2 separate regions of the Mus musculus genome follow, and region 2 is linked to region 1. Evidence: chromatin loops called from intact Hi-C (ENCODE). Cell type or tissue: gastrocnemius. All regions are shown on one strand. Links, peaks and the distances in the headings refer to the core of each region. The heading gives the core; the rest is flanking DNA. Region 1 holds the start of Cd24a (CD24a antigen). Region 2 has its middle 9.0 kb from the start of Gm40632.

Region 1 (2,909 bases), core at 195-2,694:
TATCTCAAAACCAATCAAAACAGGGGGAGGGAGGCGTAGGGGCCGTGTGTCTGCATGGTGACTTGCGTGGTGACTGAGATCTAAGAGTTTGCTGGACCACACAGCCTGGCCTGATATGCTGAGTCTCTGGCTTCACACAGCCTGCTTTAAGGAAGTATCTTAACATTTAAAACTGAAAAGGACATTGGGTATCCTATCTGCTCATTTGAAATCTTGAAATTATAACCCTTCCCAAAACCTGAAAAAAAAAATGTCTCAAATTGAAAACTGGGAGCTGGCCACCCTAGGGATGTCGCTCAGGGGCCAGGCTTCACTGCCAGCGCCAGAGGTTAGCAGCAACAGTGATTAATTTAATCTGCATTTCAAATAAATATCGGAGACTCCTTGCTCTGCGGCAGAAGGATTTCAGTTAAAACATCCTCCCTTTCACATAAGGCGGGGTTTGGAGTTAAATTTCACCAGCTCATTGCCTGGTGACTGACTAGACGCTGTGACCGAAACCAAGGCTTTCCCTGTGTCCCAGCAACCTAGTGGCACATTCACCGCTGCTTTTGCAAGCCGTGAAATGCACAGTCCGGCGAGGCACGTGATACTCTCCTTTGTCATGGAACAAAGGCTGATCCGAGTTTTTAGCCCTCACTGAAAGGAGGGTTTGCCAGGGCTTGCTAGAGCTTCCGATTACAAGCAAGAGAGAGGGCGACGTGGCACCCAGCAAAGAATCTAGCCACACGTACTTTCGGCGGCCCCTTGATAAGCCCTCCCACATCAGCACCTTTTGTTCTACAGGCGTAAGGTCATTAACCAAATATTGACTGAAGAAATGTGCAAATTGTGTCCAAAGTAGATTAGCCACACCTGATCCAGTCAATTATACTTACTGGGTGCCTACTGTGTGTAAGAGAGCTTGTCCTATCGGGAAGTGGCATTCACACAAAAAGGAAAACATTAATATGCTAAGTTGTTTAAAACAGGGAGCCTGTCTTAGGGGTACCGGAAAGTAACCGCTCTTCATTTATACAAAGAGCTTTTAGTACAGCAGGTGACAAAAAAACTAAATAATAATAATAATGATGATGAAAAAGGAGCCCAATGTTCAGTCTGAGTCTAGAGGTCCTCTCTAACACCATCAACAAAATTTTACGTTAATTATTAAATTGGCATTAAACAGTTTTTCTCCACCAATCTCCCTTGATTTGTTTAACCAACACCTCCCTCTCAACATTTCGGGGGGGGGGGGCGCCCTGGGGAGAAGGGAATCTGAGTGAGACCAACCAGTTTCACGATGCCCAGCCCCTCCTAGATGGGGGATCGGGTGAACTGAGAAAGGCCCCGGGGCACAGTCAACCCGCAGCGAGAAGACAATGGGGTATAGTTACCCTGCCTGAGAAGGGGAAGACGAAGCGCGCCTCAAGCTCTTGGGCTGCTCTCCCAGGTGAGCCCGGACCCTGGATCTCTAGGGACCAAAAATCCGGCGCTCCCAACTTTTCAGGGGCAAAAAGCCCTAGGGACATCCCTAAGCGAACCAACCGCAGTGAAAAGCTACAGTCGGATTCTCTGAGTCCCGTCCCAGTCTCTCAGGCTCAGCTCCAGGTCTCATTCTGGGCGCGGCGCCTTCACCCTAACGCAGCTAGAGCAGCGCCACCCATGGCGTTGGGGGGCAAGATCTGTACCCGGGACAAATCTAAGAGAGGAAGCGTCTGTGGACTAGGACAAAGCCTGACGGAGAATCGGGACACTACAGTCCTGCCCTCCGTCTCTATAATGCCCGGGGATTCTAGGTTGGGATGGGGCTCCTAAGGTGGCCAGGGATGGAGGTGTGGGGTCGCACCGCGAGAGTTTGTGCAGTCGGGAGGTCCCTAACTAAGCTTCAAGACCTGTGGGAGATAAAGCCACAACCAGGGCTTCCTGGGTGATCTCCAAACCAGTTTGGACGGTGGAGGATGGGCGTGTGCCACGCTCCCCCGAAGGGGACCGTTCCCTCTCTTTGTGTGGTTCGCAGGGAGCGCGAAGACCTTCCGTGAGAAGGGAAGGGGGCGCTCTCTCGAGGGAATCCACACCACGAGTTCCCCAAGTCAGTTACACAAAATTCTCCCCCTACCCCAGTGCCTGGCCGGAGGCAAAGACTTTGCCCCTCCTACGCGCGCGCGAACACACACACACAAGCCCCAGGACGCGTCTCCAGTGCCCAATCGAGAACAGGGTCTCACCTGCGTGGGTAGGAGCAGTGCCAGAAGCAGCAACCCCAGCCCTAGCCTGGCCACCATCGCTCTGCCCATGTCCGCTCCGTCGGCGCGCGGCGCGACTCTCTAGATGTTCGGTAAGTGGAGATCTGCTAAGCTCGCGCGGGCGCAGGCAAGGTGGGGAGCGCGGCCGGCCGGCGGGACCTTATATACCGGGACAGCCACAATAGCCGTGACGTGCGGCGCCCGCCCACCCGTGCTCTCCTCCTCCCCCGCCGCCTCCCCGCCCCCACCCCCACCCTCCTGTGCGGCTCTCACGGCCCCTCCCCCGCCGCCTGCACCGGCCCGGGGTGACTTGGGATGTCCCGGGGCGGCCAGCGCGGCAGGTGGGCGGGCGCCCCGGGCTCTGGCACAGCTAGGGTTTCCCCGGGCAGGCTGCATGCACAGGCGCAGGCGACTCCCACACGGGACCTGGGGCGAGCACACGAACCACACACGCCGGCCGGCCCAAGTTTCCTTTGTTTCCCCGGCCCTGCCATCTTACCCCCCAACACGAAAAGTCGAAGCCGCGGGCGCCGCGCAGACTGCGCGGAGCTCAGGGCTGGTTTTTGTCAAGTGCCGGCTGCAAGGGGGAACGGGACAGGCTTGGCAGGTCCCCGGGCCGTGGTGCGCGGGGTTGGCGAGGAGGAGACCGGGCGTCGCCACGCACTGTCCCTTGGCGGCTGCACG
Region 2 (2,909 bases), core at 202-2,701, 100 kb before region 1:
CTTTTGTTGTGGCTATTTCCAGAGACGATAACTGAGAGATTTCAACCCATCCTGAATAAGGACAGCCCATTCCAGGGTCAGGAGCCCTAAACCGAATAAAACAGAAAAGGAGAATGTGAACCAACACTGCTGCCTCTGTTTCTTGACCAGCAGGATCCTGCCACCAAGTCTGCCTGCCAGGAAGGGCTCCATCCCTCACCATGAGGTAAAACAAACCTCTGCTCCCTGGAGTTGCTTTGTTAGCAAGTATGTAGCCATGGCATTGAGAAGAAAACCATTGCAATGATCCACCAGGAAAGACGATGGAGGAGGAGACACCATCACCCCTGCTTAGCATGGAGTCTAGGGGGGGGGAATCTGCAATCATTTCAGGAAGTTTTGGGGGGATGTTGGAGGGGAGGGTGTGAGGTTAAACAGAAAAGAAGAGAAGAAACTAGTCCAAACATTTTTACTAAGGAAACTTGAAAGAGTCAACGATTTGCAAGTTAGAGACACACACAGAGTCAGAGACACAGAAAGATTAAGTATGGGCTTATGTCCTGGGTCATGTCTCTGACCTACACACAGTATTCACTTCTAAGGGATCATGGAAATGGGAACGTGGGTCAGATTAATTTTGCACTGTAAAACTTCATAAAGAATTCAAATAAAGGCAACTGGTGAGGTGGCCCAGTGGACAAAAGAGCTTGCAGACAAGTCTGGTGATCTGAGCTTCATCCCTGGAACTCCCATGGGCAGGAAGAAAGCCAAGTCCTGCAAGCTGTCCCTGTGACTTTCACGGGCATACTGTGGCATCAACCCGCAGGTGAGTACACCTGTGCTCGAGCGCTCTGGGGAGTATACACACACACACACACACACACACACTATACACATACACATCACAACACAGACACCACACACACATACACATACATACACAATAAACAAGTAGATAAATGTAAATTTTTTAAAAACTAAAAAAAAAAAGTCATGTGTCCCAGTTTCTAGCCCAACACATTTTTCTGTCAGATCTCCTAAAATGTTAGAAGTAAAGGTTATTTTTATTTTATATTACTATTATATCGAGACATGTTTTCTCTGTATAGTCCTGGCTGTCCTAGAGCTAGCTCTGTGGACCAGGCTGGCCTTGAACTAACAGAGATATGCTTGCCTTTGCCTCCAGAGTGCTGGAATTAAAAGCACATGCCACCACTGCCCATCTAGGTTTGGGTTGTTTGCTTGTTTGTTTGTTTGTTTGTTTGTCTGTCTGTCTGTTTTTAGAAGTGAAAGTTAAAGGAGCCCTTTAGCTGTGGGCTCCTGGGTGGTTACTGCAAACTGTTTAAACTGTGGCCACCGAGGAGGCAGAAGTGAGTGTTCTTGCACAGTTTCCTGCTGTGTTGACATGGTTTGTGAGCAGAGTTCTCTGAGCCTCGGTTGCCTCATCCACAAAACCCAGGTCAGAATGCTGTGAGTCCCCTACTGCATGCCAGGTACCAAGAGTAAGATTCAGTCAGAAACAGAGAAGAGGTGCAGGAACGTGCTGGGCTCCCAGTGCCCGTCCCCTGTGAGGCCTGTGAGGCCTGCTAACCCTCGGAAGGCCTTCCCTTGGCTCTATGGAACCGAGCCTTTAAAAAGGATCTCACTCCAAATTCCATTTCCAAAGAGCCTCATCTTCTCCGAAGCAGTTCCCACAAACACATTAGCACTGCCTGAGGACCGGGAATGGAGCTTTGGGCCCCAGTCAGGAGTCACATGCCTTCCCTCAGGGCAAAGAAAAGAGGCGCCTGGTGGGGCTGCATTCTTCTGAGCTCCCGCTGGCTTGGCAGCCCAGGTAGAGGCAGGTGGGGCCAGGGGTGTGGTGTGTGTTGGGGGAGGAGACGACAAGCTTCAGCCTTCCACTAGGCTGTTTCAAAGACAGCACTCTGGGTGGTGTCAAGAACCCGTGTGGTGTGTGTGTGTGTGTGTGTGTGTGTGTGTGTGTGTGTGTGTGTGTGTGTGGTGTATGTGTATGATGTCTATGCATATGGTGTGTGTATGATATCTATATGTATGGTGTTTGTGTGTGTGTCTATGAAGTCTTTGTGTATGGTGTGTCTGTATGATGTCTCTGTGTGTGTGTGTGTGTGTGTGTGTGTGTGTGTGTATGTGGTGTATGTGTATGATGTCTATGCATATGGTATGTGTATGATATCTATATGTATGGTGTTTGTGTGTGTGTCTATGGAGTCTTTGTGTATGGTGTGTCTGTATAATGTGTGTGTGTGTGCAACATCAGGTGTCTTCTTGTTATTGCTTATCACCTTATTTTTAATTTTAATTTCACTTTAACTATGTGAGTGGTTTACCCACATGCATGTCTATACACCAAGTGTGTGACTAGTCCCAGCAGAGGCCAGAAGAGAAATCAGATCTCCTGAAACTGGAGTTATAGATGGTTGTGAGTTATCATGTAAGTGCTGGGAACTGAACCTGGGTCTTCTTCTAAAAGCACAGCAAGTGTTCTTAATTGCTGAGCCATCTCTCCAGCCCGGTCTCCAGTTTCTCACTAATCAGGAACTCGGCTATTCAGCTAGTCTGACTGTGTGCAGGCACACAGTGCGGCATTCGTGTGTTTCACATAGGCGCAGGGCCACAGCCTCAGATGCTCATGCTTGCGCAGCGAGCACATTTCCAACTGGGCTGCCTCCCAGCCTTGTTTGACTTTTCATTTCTCATTGGTGTGCACTGCAGTTTTGCACACGATGTCCTCACAGTGCTTATGAATGCTGGAGTGTGCTTGCTTTCCTTGTTCTGTTGTTGTCTCATTTTGATTTTGAATAGTAGATATCAATAAGTATAGCCCATGCACACTAAAGCTCTCTAATGCCTGCAATAATTTGTAAGAGCTTTAAGGGGCATTGGAGCCAAGTGACTGTTGTGAAGAGACC

What was found. Hi-C counts contacts between places; a loop is a spot of excess contacts. Peaks named below come from ENCODE experiments on the same cell type or tissue, not always from the same donor. Only the 100,000 strongest peaks of a DNase experiment are listed, where the experiment ranks them.
Region 2: a loop joins it to region 1, with 2.5 times the contacts of the local background. A loop is called at or near these places in 6 of 42 quality-filtered maps.

What each region holds. Positions count from the first base shown.
Region 1 is chr10:43,578,621-43,581,529 of GRCm38, reverse strand. Cd24a (CD24a antigen) reads right to left here and starts at 2,361. Exons shown (of 2, transcript NM_009846.2): 1 at 2,208-2,361. The coding sequence starts at 2,276. In gastrocnemius, for the core only: a CTCF peak has its summit at 1,646; DNase peaks (open chromatin) are centred at 585, 1,532 and 2,367; H3K4me3 peaks cover 2,500 bases; H3K27ac peaks cover 2,500 bases.
Region 2 is chr10:43,683,310-43,686,218 of GRCm38, reverse strand. No RefSeq gene overlaps it. Among named protein-coding and RNA genes, the nearest start is that of Gm40632, 9.0 kb to the right of the region's middle. In gastrocnemius, for the core only: no CTCF peak of the experiment used is centred there; no DNase peak of the experiment used is centred there.